Linked DNA regions of Homo sapiens: region 2 is linked to region 1. Evidence: chromatin contacts called from ENCODE Hi-C or POLR2A ChIA-PET data. All regions are on one chromosome and are shown on one strand. The core of a region is the stretch at or near the end of the contact, and the rest is flanking DNA. Distances in the headings are between cores, read along the strand shown. Region 1 has its middle 120 kb from the start of LINC02205. Region 2 has its middle 180 kb from the start of LINC02205.

What was found. A loop is a pair of places that touch in the nucleus more often than their neighbours do. ChIA-PET counts read pairs that join two places held with the same protein, here RNA polymerase II (POLR2A).
Region 2: a map of B cell shows a loop between it and region 1 (9-fold over the local background). The contact joins two enhancer-like sites. A Hi-C loop is called at or near these places in 3 of 168 maps with a recorded cell type or tissue (B cell, PC-9 and endothelial cell of hepatic sinusoid). POLR2A ChIA-PET finds 5 or more read pairs at or near these places in 2 of 52 experiments (A549 and A673).

The regions. Positions count from the first base shown.
Region 1 is chr15:70,382,563-70,389,627 of GRCh38, forward strand. No RefSeq gene overlaps it. Among named protein-coding and RNA genes, the nearest start is that of LINC02205, 120 kb to the right of the region's middle. Within about 2 kb of position 4,074, at least 3 of the 41 ENCODE cell types and tissues checked have a DNase peak (open chromatin) inside an H3K27ac peak, as active enhancers do; they include B cell, where a contact is called at or near this core.
Region 2 is chr15:70,324,605-70,331,669 of GRCh38, forward strand. No RefSeq gene overlaps it. Among named protein-coding and RNA genes, the nearest start is that of LINC02205, 180 kb to the right of the region's middle. Within about 2 kb of position 3,672, at least 9 of the 41 ENCODE cell types and tissues checked have a DNase peak (open chromatin) inside an H3K27ac peak, as active enhancers do; they include B cell, where a contact is called at or near this core.

The DNA.
Region 1 (7,065 bases), core at 2,824-5,323:
AGTAGCCCACATCTGAAGGGCACTATCTAATGTCAGGCACTGGTGGGCTCCATGCTGGCCTGGCACTCAGAGTCACAACCGTGAGTCTTACAGAAAGGGCTCCTTTACTGTGACTTGAAAAAGAGGAGGAAAAGGACTCCTTAGCTCTCCTAACGGGCCTGGCCACTCTCTGATTTTCACACGTAATGGGGCAGGAAATTGCCCGTGGTGAATGAGCGAGACCTTCTACCTGTGGGTGGAAATGGGTAATGAGAACTTAAATCCAGGCACATCACTGGATCACATTAGGGAGTCAGCTTGCAAAAATGATTAGGAGGGTTTTAATATCCAGCGATTGGATGGATACCCATCTCCCGCAGCGACCTCGGACTCATTAACCTAGCGGTCCTGCGTGGGCAATCAATCATTTGTGCTTGTGGAGTGGCCTCCATCCCAGATCTCTTATGGGGCCTTCCAGAACCCAGAGATTTGAAATAATTAAAATCCTCCTTGGCATGATGCAACCAGCTCCCCTTAAGTGCAGCTCGGATCCTCCTTCAGACCTTGCCTTAGCGAAGAGCTCTGAGCTTAAAGCCCCATCTGGGAGAGTGAGTAGAGGAGGCAAACTGCTGGGCTCACCTCTCGCTTCCTTGTCTCTGTACAGGTGATGTTAAGAGGCAGTGCGGCCTAGTGGTAGAAGCACTAAGCCCATGGTGGGAGTGCCAGGGCCCTGGGGCTGCTCCACTGCCAGTGATCGTGTTATCAAGTCATGTCCCTTCCCAGACGTGTGACCCACCTGGTCCAGTTCTCTTCATGAGCTCTGTCACTGATCACCCATAGACCCTCTCCCCATGACTCCCCAGAGTCAGTTCCTCATGTTTCCTCACCCAAAACTCCCCATCTCCTCCCCAGCCACCGTTTTTCTTTCTGCACTCACTTTGGTACTTCCTTCTTTAGATTTCTTCAGGAAATTCTATCATCTCATCTCTGGAAATACTTAACCCAGCTCTACCCCTAGGCCACACCTAAACACATCAGCCGAAGGCTTCCTCCGTAGCTTTCCTATCCCTGGCCTCTTCATTCCAGTAAGTCTTGTCTTGGACATTGCTTTCACATCATCCTTCTGCTCCAAGACAAGCAGGGGCTCCACTGAGCATCGCAGCTCTCCATAAATCCCCCAGCCTGGCCCAACCCACCGCTCACCCAACACATGCTCAGTGTACCGTTGGTGGAGTGGCCTCTATTCCAGACCTCTTATGGGGCCTTAGAACCCAGAGATTTGAAATAATTAAAATTCTCCTTGGTGTGGTGCAACCAGCTTCCCTTAAGTGAAAGTTGGTTCATCCTTCAGACCTTGCCTTAGCAAATTGCTCTAAGCTTGCGGCCCCTCCTGCGAGAGTGAGTGGTGCACGCGCTCAGTATCCCACTCACCATGCCTTCCCTCTCTCTCTGTCTAGCAGACCCTGCCATCTCAGCATCTTACTCAGCCTCTCTTCCTCCCAGAAGCTGGCCCTGCCAGCTCTGGCTCCTGTGGGTCTCTCCCCAACTGGGAACTCCTGCAGCACTTGCGGCCCTGACCCTGCAGCTTCACACCGACTCCTACCAGCTGGAGGGCCCTCACCTATCTACGTTAGGCTTTCTGCAGACTGACAAGACCTTTGAGAATTCTGTCATCCACATCCCCTTGCAGGGCCTGGAGCGGGGCTTGTTCAAGGTAAATGTACAGCAAATGTTTCTGTTCATAATGACTTAAGATAGGGTCTCTGCCATTGAGAATATTCCTTGAGGAATATTCTGCTACATTTGTATTCATAGAATTTAGAGCTCAAAGGAGCCCAGGAGACCCCTGTTCTATCCCCTACAGATGAAGAACTAAGCCCTGCCCGGCCCCACACCTCCATGCGGGGCCAGATTGTACAGTAAAAAGCAGCATTTATTTTTTTCTGGATCTCAAACACTAGATAGGAAAAAAAACACCCTAAAATATTATTATCTAGGTATCAGGAGAGCTGGTTTTGGGTCTAAGGTGTGCCATTTATTTGCTGTGTGACTTTGGGCAAGTCACTTAACCTCTCTAGATCTCAAGAATGGATTATGCTTTATAGTCTGTGTGTGTGTGTGTGTGTGTGTGTGTGTGTGTGTGTGTGTGAAGCTTTTACATATATAGGTGCCTATATACGTGTATATAGGTGCCTATATACGTGTATATATATGTACATATATATGTGTGTATATAGGTACCTATATATGTGTGTATATAGGTACCTATATATGTGTGTATATAGGTACCTATATATGTGTGTATATAGGTACCTATATATGTGTGTATATAGGTACCTATATATGTGTATATATAGGTACATATATATGTGTATATATATATATAGGCACATATATATATATAAAAAAGGAGCTTGCAGAACTTCTAGGCTGAAGCAAGAGGGGTGGAGGAATGTCACCTTGCTGATAACCAGCAAGCGCCCCCAAATCCAAACTGCTCAGAAGCGGCACTGACCCATCTGCAGCCTCTTGTTCCCACACACCATCACTGCCAGCTGCCCTTTTCCCACCTCCTCTTCCTTACCACGATGCCCCCGAGCTGGCCAGGTCAGACCGCCCACACCAGGCCAGGCCAGACCGCCCACACCAGGCCAGGCACCTCGGCAAACCCAGGCTGTTCCAGATCTTCCTGAAACCTGCCAGGGGCAAGGATCCTTTCCAGATAGGATCCCTGTGGAGAACTAACTGGGGCTAACAGCTTGGAGGCTTTGTAATCATCTAGAGAGGGAGCAGATGATTGAAAGTTTTCCACAGCCAGACAGAGGGCAACCTCGCCTGGCCAGACCCCCCCTTAGAGGCAGCCTCAGGGCTTGCAGGCCAAGATCCTTCTTGGAGTCCTACAAGCCTAGCTCTCTGACACTACGTATTTCCTAAACCAATCCCAGGGGATTGCAGGGTTGCATGCATGATGCCCTATTTGCAGGTAATAGGAGGAGCAAAGGTTCCTGTGATTGTACAGTGAAAGGAGGTTCTAGGGAACATGACGCCCAGCCCCAAGTCACTCACCCAGGGGCTCCTCGAGAGCATTCCTGGGACGGGCTGCAAAGTGGGCCCACCAGAGAGAAGAACACTCAGGTTCCGCAGCTCTGCATTTTGATAAAAATGGCTGGCCATGATTAATGCATGGAGCGCTATAGAGGAGGAGGCCACTGGATACTTTCTGAAGCAGCGCCCAACTTCCAGAAATATGGAAGGCCATTAATTATTGATTCTCAGGCAGGAGATGTGCCTCCCTGGGCAGAAGCAGCTCTGAGATGATTTCCTATGTAAATCTGCAAGAACCCACTGGGAACACCAATGCTTGGTGGGCAAGAGGGGGCCAATCGCAGGTGGCCAGTGTCCCCATAGGCCCCCCGCTTCCCGGGCCATTCCCGTCGGGCAAGGGGTCAGGCCCAGAGGCAGAGACCCACCCCCAAAGCCAAATTATTATTATCATTACCATTATCATCTATTAAAAGTAGCCCCCACCAAGTCAGCTGACCCTCCTAACAGAGGCGCCTCATTAAATTCCTGTTGTGACAAGGCCAGAGCTTCGAGATCAAGAAAAACTGGGTGCTGAGAAAGGAACAGACGCCACCATGTCCTTATTTATGACACAGAGTGTTTTATATATATGAAAAGCCGGCCATAATTTGCTTATAAATAATTGACTTCTCCTAGATTAAAATCTCTAGAGGGAGTCTCAGTTTATTCACAAGGTGCTTCTGCCTACAGTGCAAATTAGGCCCTTTCAAATCTGTCTTATCTCAACCCCGAACGTTATGAAGAGTGATTTTTTTTCCTTCATCCCCTGTAATAACCTTCAACTAACCTTTAAACCAGAGTGAATAATTTAAATCTTATTTTCATATCAATGGAGGAGTCAAGCCAAGCAATTATCTTTTATCTGTATACTCTGTCGTCAGAGCGGCAGGCATAATCAAGTTTTCCCAAGCGAGCCAGATGAGAGAGAGAAAGAGTGAGGAAGTGAGAGATGGTATCTGAAGACATTAACGCAACAATGAATTATTCAATAATGAGTACAAGATCTGTCATAACACACACACACACACACACACACACACACACACACGGGAAGCTCTACATCTGCCCAATGTTCCAGGCAGGCCAAGGCTGGCAGTATGGGGGAGGGGGTGCCAGGAAGGGGGTCTGGGCTAAGCATGACAAATCGGCAGATCATCTGCTCAATTAGGACAGAGAGCAGGTGCATGGGGCACATTTGCAGCACAGGACGACACTGTTGTGGGCCAAACAACAGGCTGAGGGAAAACACCTAATTTGTGTGACAGTGATTTAGAACAGCTCTAGCTATGATTTTGCTAAAGGGGAGGGGCTCGGGCAAGAAAAAGATTTCAGAGGGGGGCGTGGAAGGAAGAAGGGAAGATTTTTTAAAAAATAAAAACAAAAAGCGAGAAAAGGTTGAAATTCCCCACGGTGCTCATTAAAATTCTACCGCACGCATTTCTTCCCTGGGTCCCCCTGGACTGCCCGTGATCATTTTTATTAATTCATAAAATATCGCACCAGTGATTGAGGCTGATGATTAGTGGAGCTGACAAACACAAGAGCTGGTGAAATATTGCAGCAGCTCCTGTCGGGTCTCTCCAAGTGAAAACACAGACGTCGCATGAAAATTCATCCTTCAAAGGCCTTGAGCAGCCAGGCCGTGCTGAGGGGCAGGCGGAGGGACCAGTGTGTCTACTGCGGCTCCTGCCACCCCAGGGGTCTCCCTTGTTAAGACACCCAGTGGCACCAGCAGACATTTCTCATCCCTATCTCTTGGATTATGGGAAATGCCTGCTTGAGACAGAGATGTCCTTTAACCTCCCTTGGGAAATGGACTGTCAGGCATTAGCAAGAAGCGGGTCAGAGGTTTCCACTAGAAACTCAGCTCCTGGCTTGGCAGGTGCAATGGCTTAGAAACCAGCACCCACAAGAGCCCGGGTGCTCCCACACTTATCCCAGGCTCTTTTCAAAATGTCCTCATCCTCTGTCCCTTCCCAGAAACTCAATCAGTGGCTATGGAGAAACTCCATTTCTGTGCATCATGTATTAGAACTCTCATTTTACCAGTGAGGAAACTTGTGTCTGGCAATGTTAAATAGTAAGAACAAGGCCTCAGGGCCAGCAGAGATGGAGGTCCTGGTTGCAGGAAAAGCAGAGTAAAATTCTGTGTTCAGTTATAATGACTGTGCTTGCAGGTTTCTGCTGTGATTGTCTTTTTCCTTCTGGTTTCTGATGCCCTTTTCCTTTTTTTACTGATTATTCTATTCCACACTTGCTTCTACATTTGAAGACGTAGCACCTACTTTGTGACACTAGGTGGAAAGAAAGACTAGGTCAGTTGCTCTCAACACTGACCTGACCTGCAGAGACTTACTAAATGAGAATATTGAGGAAGGGGATGAGGCCCAGGAATCTGCATTTCAACCAGCTTGCCAAGTGAGTCTCATGCACTAGAGGTGGAGAACCACTGGCCCAGAGACATCAGAGCTCAAGGCCGTGACTGTACCCTAGAATCACTGGAAGACCTTTTGAACAAAAGTAATCCCCTAGGCCCCACCCCAGAGATTCAGATGCAATTGTTCTGGGGTGAGACAAAGGCATAGTATTGTTCAAAGATTTCCAGGTGTTTACAGTGAGCACCCAGCCAAGTTGAGAAACACTCAGATGTGACAACACTAGAGCAGAGTCTCCCTGATTCCACCCTCAGGTCCCATCAACTAAATATGATCCCACTCCCCAGACCCCTCCATTTATACGGCACCAGTAACTAGACAGGAACAAAAAAGAGGTAGAATACATTCCTTTAAAAATATTCATGATTCCATTTGTTTTATGCCTTGGGCACAGAGTCCAGACTAATTTGCATGCATAGATGAAATATTTCAGTTTCTACTTAGAAAATAGCAGTGCTATCTATAATGTGGGAAGAAAGATATACTAAGTGCTTATGTGCTAAACTCAAAATCTTTTCTCCTCTCAATTAGCTCATATAGATATCAAGCTTGTGCTATACGCATTTTGCATTTAATGTATTTGTACAGCTTCTACTGGGATCATTTTAGAATCCTGAGCTCCCAAGTCTAGAGAAAGTATGCAAAGGCAGTTTTCATCTTAGGAGCTTGTTTTCAAAGTAAAGCTTATTTCTCTTGAGAAAATACTTCAATTTTAGACTTACTGACAATGTAAATTGTAAAACTGATTGGGTTGCCTTCTTTGATTTAGCCACTGGGAAGCTCAGAGCCAAATTAGCCACTTCCCTCAAACAGGGTTATGACTTACACTGTTTATACTCACCTTCATGTCCCTCTTCTGCCCTTCTGTCCTAGTAAGTACATAAATATGGATAAAAAAAATAAAGGAAGTAGGAGCTCATTTTGGTGCCTCTTGAACACTCATCTATCACCTCCTGCACCAGAAGTCCTGTAGGGATCAGGCAAGTACCATAAATGTGTGGGATAGGCCAGGGGTACCCCAGTGAGGGGCTATGAAGACTGTGGAGAACTGGAGAGCACATCCCCCAGTTAAAGGCTCAAAAGTTTTAAAAACAAACAAACAAAAATGGTAATCACCGTGCTGTCAAAATGCACCTACGGGCCACATCTGCCCACTGGCAGCCCCCTTGCCTAAGCCACAGAGAGGAGGCCCAGGACCTGCTTCAAGTCAAGTGACTCTAGGAGAGATATGTGAGAAACACTTCCATTTTGGAGAGATTGTTTACACCAGCAGTCAATCTCCATCCTTTAATTTTCACTTTGGAATAACTATTCCAGCCTGAATAGGAGGAAAAGTGTTAAATTCCTGATTGAAGAGAAGTGGATGCTAAGGAAATGTTTGGTAAATGAGCTATTGAATGAGGCTCATTCTTTCCGCTCCCAAAATCTGCTTGAGTGTTGGGAGTTATCACTGAAGCAATCCATGCTCATTGTAGGCAAGATAAACATATGGACACAAACCAGAAAGAAAACACAAATGCATATAGGCAGGACGCAGAGGTGACATAGCCACTTAGCACCTCAGTGT
Region 2 (7,065 bases), core at 2,422-4,921, 58 kb before region 1:
TCCACTCCTACTTTTGATAGTGGCCCTATGATTTTTCTCTAGGAATCATCATCCCATCCCATTTTCAGTTTCCCCAGTTCCTCTGGGGAAGATCCCACTCTCCGGCTCCAGGGATGAGCATGTGCCTCAGGCCTGGTCCATCGGGGCCTTGCATCCCGCCCGTGGCCTTGGTGATTGGTTCAGAGATGGGAACGAGATCACATCTGGGTCAATGAGCATCCACCCCAGGACTTTCACAAAACTGGCAGAATAAGGAGCTCTCTTTCCACCAGTCTTAAGTGGTAAAATGTAAGTTGGGAGCTGCTGGGCGCCATCTTGCCACCAGTTGGAAATGGCTGTTGGGAATGAGGCCAACACAGAAGAAAGTACAAACGGAGAAGGGCACATTCCCAGTGAGATTTTTTGAGCCCCTGGGTCCAATTACAGCTGAAGTCTAACCTGGGGTTTTTGATTGTGTGAGTTAACAAATCCACTGTTTTGGTTAAGCCAGTTTGAGTTGAATCTCTATCATTTTCACCTTTTATTCAACAAAACAAAAGATTCCCCTATAGGTCTCTGTAGAGAATAGGACCTCTCCTCCACATTCCATGTGACACTGGGCTCCATGCTCACCTCTGACTCCCTAAAGCATTCCTAAGACTTCCTCCACCTCCTCTCCAGTCAGGCTGTTCTGTTCCTAAACACACACTGCGTATCTCACCTTGCTGCCACTTTATTTTCCTCCTGTTGCCTGCAGTGCCATTGTCCCCTATCTACCACCCATCCTCTAGGGCCAGGCTGAATTCTCCTTTCCACAAAGACAACTCCCTACCACTCAGAACTCCCTCCTCTTAACTCCCAGAGGGCCTCAGTAAGTTCCACACCTCCTGGCCCTTAATTATATAAATTAAAAGTTATATTAATTATATTAATGTTTTGTTGCTTCTTGTATTGTATGGTTGTGTCTTCTCTTCTGTCTATTTATAGCTAGAAAAATGTCTGGCATAATTCTGGGCAAATGAAATCACAGATTATTAATATTTAAAGGTACCTTACAGATCATAAAAATCACCCTGCCCCCACAATTAGACAGATGAGGAAACTGAGACTCAGAGAAGTGAATTGACTGACCCAAGGTCACACAGCTGGTTTATTGCCAGACCAGAGATAAAATCGCAGCTCAGTGTTCTTTCCACAACACGGAGCTCTATCAATTTGCTTGATTGATTTTCCAGTGAAGCATATGTAGAGTTTGAATTGGGTTGGCATATTACCATATACTAATGGTACTAAGTCAGCACATTCAGAAGAAAGAACAGTAGACTTAAGAGAATCAAAAGGTATGTTTTCAAGTTCCAGCTGGGCTGCACGACCTTGGACAAGTCCTTTCACCCTTCTGGATCTCTATTTTCACAATAGCAAAAAATGAGGGTCTTGAACCAGGTCTGAGGACAAGTACTTTTTTTTGTGAGCCACCTCCCAGTGACTGATGGGGCAGCCCACAGCGCTGCGTGGGAAAGATCTGAAAGTGTATCTGAGCTCAGCAGGAAGAAGTGCTTTGAGTGATCAGCACTGTCTCTCTCAAGTTTGGGAGCCGGGGTCAGGGAATGTCAGGAAGCACTCCAGGTTGTGCTTCTTTAGATGATTTTTGAGGTCTTTCCTACCCTGTCATTTGAGGTCATTTAAGTTGTGGTGAAAATGCAAATACAGAGCTCAGATACAACTTCAGGACCCCCATCCTGTTCTACCAACAGTGGCCTCCCTCTCACACCATGAAACTTCTGGACTCCAGGGACCCACAGCTGCACCCAACGAATTTCACTTTGGCCTGATCTTGGATCCACTGAGCAACAGAAATTTGGGATGTGAATTTGGTGGAGCTGGTGTGGACTAGGTCAAGCAATGAGAAAGGACACAGGATCATGGAGAGAAGTGGATGAGGGGAAGTCGGGGACCTGAGAACTCACTTCTATGTTTGCAGTGTTCAGCCCCTGGTAAGAGACCTCCTCCTGACATCCAAGGGGAAGCATGGATGTGGTACAGAGAGCCCCACAACTCTGGTCTGGGCTCCCGCAGAAGGCCAGGGGCCAGCACACAAAGGCCACTGTGAGGAGCAGACATCCGATGGACCAGCTTCTGAGGTGTCAGAGAGAGACTGACTCAAAGGCTCCATCCCACATCTGAAGGTCTGGACTTTCACCGGGAGCTCTTTCTTCCTTATTTTATGTAAACTTCAAGTGGAGATCGTAGTCCTAATACTGCAGTGCTATAATGACTGAAATAATTTATATAAAGTGCCCGACACAGAGAGCTGATAAATGCCCAACAACGCACTTTCTTCATTCACCCCAACTTTATTTTTTTCTTTTCTTTTCTTTTTCTTTTTTTTTTTTTTTTGTGACTGAGTTTCACTCTTGTTGCCCAGGCTGGAGTGAAATGGCACTATCTCGGCTCACCGCAACCTCCATCTCCCGGGTTCAAGCGATTCTCCTGCCTCAGCCTCCTGAGTAGCTAGGATTACAGGCATGCACCACCATGCCTGGCTAATTTTGTATTTTTAGAAGAGACGGGGTTTCTCCATGTTAGTCAGGCTGGTCTCGAACTCCTGACCTCAGGTGATCCACCTGCCTTGGCCTCCCAAAGTGCTGGAATTACAGGCATGAGCCACCGTGCCTGGCAACTTTATTTCTTTCTAAAGACACTCAAACATTCATTGAACATGCATGCTCCTGTGTGCTGGGTGTGCTAGAGATGCAAAATTGAGTGAGACACATATTACTTGGCTCTCTTTCAGTTACAAGTGGCAGGAATAAAATCTAAAGTAGTTATAGGAAAAGAAAGGAAGGAAGGAAGGAACAAACGAACGAACAAATGAAGGAAGGAAGGAAGGGAGTGGGGAGGGAAAGAGAAAGAAAGAAAAGAGAGAGAAAGAAAGAGAGAGAGAGAGAAGGAGGGAGGGAGGGAGGAAAGAAGGAAGGGGAGAGAGAAAGAAGGAAAGAAAGAAAGAAAAAGAAGAAAGAAAGAAAGAAAAAGAAAGAAAAGAGAAAGAAAGAAACAAAGAAAGAAAGAAACAAAGAAAGAAAGAGAATAGAGATTATTTCTATTCGCTTGTAGAAGTAATCTACCTACCTTCAGGATAGCTGTATCCAGAAACTCAAATGATAGCATTGAAGATGGCCATCTCTCTCTCTCCCACCTCCCTTTATCTCTCCTACTGGCTCTCTACATGTCACAGGCAAGATGAGTATTGGAAGCCCTGCCACTTTAGCAAGCCCAGAGCAGAAGGAAGGAAGGCTTCTGACTGGCCTGGCCTCGGGTCATGTGGCCAGGGAGCAGGCAGGATCAGCCCCATCCAATCCTGGTGGAAAGAATTCTCTATAGGAAGGAAAGGTTCTACTCTAAGAGGCAACAAGTAAGCACAGCTCAGTGAAGTAAAACCACAGAGGTATTTACATCATTGTTTCTGGAGAGGAGGCATTTCCTCTTTTAGGAAACTCACATGCACACTGGAGTCCCTCTGGATTTTCATACCAAGTGCGTCCTCTTCCCCCCCCCTCCTTCTCCTCGACCCCCTCACCATCCCCACCACCCCCATGAGGCAGGGATGGTTACAATTCCTAGTTGACACTTAGTCCCTGCCTGTCCAGGGGCAGGGAGCCAATGGCAGTGTAACCGGCAGGTCTCTGGGTCTCTAGTTTTCTCCAGAGAGCACAATGACATGATGCTGACCGCACCGGCTGTGGACCGGGGCCCAGCAGTGCAGATGCTTCTGAGGCTTGTGGTTTAGTTCCAGCCAATGTCAACTTCTTTCTGTCTAACTTTAGAAATCCATGGTTGGCTTCCCTTGCATCAAAGAAGTCAAAGTATTCAACTCCAGAGGGTGTGCATTTTTAAAATGAAAACAATAACAACAAAATCAAAACAAAACCAGAAAGAGGAAAAGACAATCCAATGATCTTTTGGAGTCAGAGAGACTGTGCACAGAGAGCCCTGAGCTTCACAGAAATGCTCCATGACGGTGGTGAGCCTGAATTAAACATATCTCCTCTGTTTTTAAAGCTAAAAAAAAATCCTAAATGACATTTAATTAGTAGACCTACTTCTTTCCTTCCCATCAAAGCCAAGTGTTTCATGCAGAGCTACATTTCCTAAAAAGGCCCAGGGCTGGAAGCTGAGCTCCTTCACCTTGCGCATGATTCTACCCTGCAGACAGCATTCCCTCCCCAGTCCTCACGGCTGATCTGATGAGTGTTGGTGAGAGAGCAAAGGGGGAAAAGAGTGCCCAGGGGATGTCCCCCACCCGAGGAAGAGGGGTGGCCATCAGGAAATCTGGCCAGATTCCCACTTTGTGCTTTCACTTGCTATGCCAATTTGAACAAGTGCCTGAGCTTTCTAGCCTCTGTTTCCTCATCTGTTAAAAGTGGGGAGTCCTGATACCTGGCCAGGCCACCTCATGGCATAAGATGTGGGCATTTTGAAAAACACTAAACCCTCTACAAAAGGATGAAATTGTTGCTAGTCAATCCCATGCCTTGAGAGGCCAGCAACAAAAACTTTCCCTTCTGATTCCAGAAGATCCTTTTCTTTTTGTTTAAGCATCGCTTCCCCTTTCTCCTGCCTTGTCCGTCTCCTTGGTTCTTCTCTTCCTTCCCCCCTTGTCCTGTGGGCACGTCATCTATCTGGTTTCCCAGCAATGGGAAGCTCAGAGAGGCGGTGTGAAGGCAATGCTGGCACTAGGGAGGTGGGGGTTCCCGAAAGGACTGAACTGGACTTGTGTAGGTGTCATAACTCGGAACCTCTATTTGTGTATCTTTTCCAGGTCATCTGGCCCTCCTCCCTCCCCTTGGACATGAGGGCTGTAAGAAAGCTTTAGTCCTTTTAGATCCAACCGGTGGCGTAACCCTCCAGGAAATTTTCCTCTGTTGGCTGCCCAAGTTGGCCAGACAACTTATCCTCTGATTGGTGGGGTCACACATCATTCCAAGGGAATGGTTATTTTTTCTGAAGGCCATGACAGTGAAGGAGAGGGAGGAGCCTTAAAATAAAATACACATAGACTCAGAGAAGACCAGCATGTAACACTGATGGGCTTACACAGACTTCAGGATTAATTTATAGACACTTCTGAAGTTAAAGTGACTCGTTCAGGCAGCTGAGGACAGGACAGGCCCACAGGCTTCCCAGGCACCCAATCTGCTGAGCCTTTCTTTCCATAGTTCCAGCTAATGCAGAGAAAGAAAAGCACTGACCACAGCCCCACTGTGATTAAGCCCTAGGTGTGGGCACTCAAGACTCCTGGAATCAGAGTCCTATGTTTTTGTTTTTTAACTTCCTTTGTTTTTCCTTTTAAAATTGGCTCAAAATTGACACACAGTGAAATGCACATACGTTATCTTTGGATAAACATGTATACCATGTCAACCAAGGTATAGAACACTTCCATTGCCTCAGAAAGTTCTTTTGTGTCCCTTCCACTCATATCCACCTCAAAGGCAACCATTCTGATTTTTATCACCAGGGCTGAGTTTTGCCTACCCTAGGTCTTCACATAAATGGAAAGCAAACTATACTTGTTCTTTTCTGTACTTTGCTTTCATGATGTCCGTGAGATTCATTCATGTTGTTCTGTGCATTGGTGATTTATTCCAATCTCTGCTGGGTACTGTTCCAGTACATGAAGATACCACAAATTGTTTATCCAGTAGCTCTGTTCATGGACATTTTGGTTGTTTTTAGTTTTTGGCTATTGTGAATTAAACCATAATAATGATCATTCATATACAAGTAGTTATGTAGACATATTTTTGTTTCTCCTGGATAAATACCTATTGATGGAATTGCTAGGTCACAAGTAGGCAAACGATTCAATTAATAAGAAATGTATAATTGAAGTGGTTGTACTATTTTACACTCACTGGCGGTGGATGAGGGTTCCAGTTGCTCCAGATCCTCACTAACATTTCATGTTGTCAGTCTTTATCCTGATGTGTGCGTAATAGTAGCTCATTGTAGTCTTAATTTGCATTCCCCTGATGATTAATGATGTTGAACACTGCTTCATGTGTTTATTGGCTATTTTTATGCCCCTAGGTCACAAATACATTCTCCTAGGTTTTCTCCAAAAATTTTTATAGTTTTAGCTCTTATCATTAGGTCTATGATATGTCTAGAATTAATGTTTGTGTGTGGTGATACATAGGGCCCTAAGTTTATTTTTACCATAGATTTATCCAGTTGTTTGATATTTGTTGCAAAGACTTTCATTGCCCTGTTAAGTTGGTTTAGCACTTTGATTGAAAATCCATTCATGGTATATATGTGGGTCTATTTCTGGTCTTTCTATTCTGTTCCATTACATGTCTTTCCTTATACCAATACCACACTGTCTTGATTATGTGGCTTGACTGTAAGTCCTGAAGTCAGGTGGTATAAATTTGTCTTTCTTTTTCAATATTGTTTGACAATTCTTTAGCTTTGTTTTTCCATATAAATTCATAATGACATGTTTCTTGTCATTTTCTACAAAAACATTTTGAGATTCTCTTTGGGATTGCTTTAATCCATAGATATATTTGGGAAGACTTGACATCTTACCAATATTGAGGTTTTCAGTTTATGAATATGGAATAGCTCCTCACTTATAAGGTCTATTTAAATGTCTTTTAGCAATATTTTGTCACTTTATGACAAATATTCTTTATATTTTGTTACATTTATTCCTAAGTATTTTGTGTTTTTAGATATTAATGTAAAATGGCTTTAAAAATTTTAATTTTTCAATTTTTTGCTGCTAGTATATAGAAAGACAGTAGACTTTTGTATGATCTTGTATCCTGTGACCTTTAAAAATTCAGTTATTAGTTGCTTTGTTGAGTAAGTGGTTTAAATTTAAGCTTTTGTGCATAAAAAATGATACTGTCTATAAAGACAGTTTTACCTCTTTTGTTCAAATTTTAATGCCTTTTATTTCTTTATTGTTCTACTATTGCACTGTCTAGTATTTCCAGCACAGTGATGAATAAAAGTGGTAAGAATAGACATTCTTGCCTTATTTCCATCTTGGGGGGAAGCATTTAATATTTTATA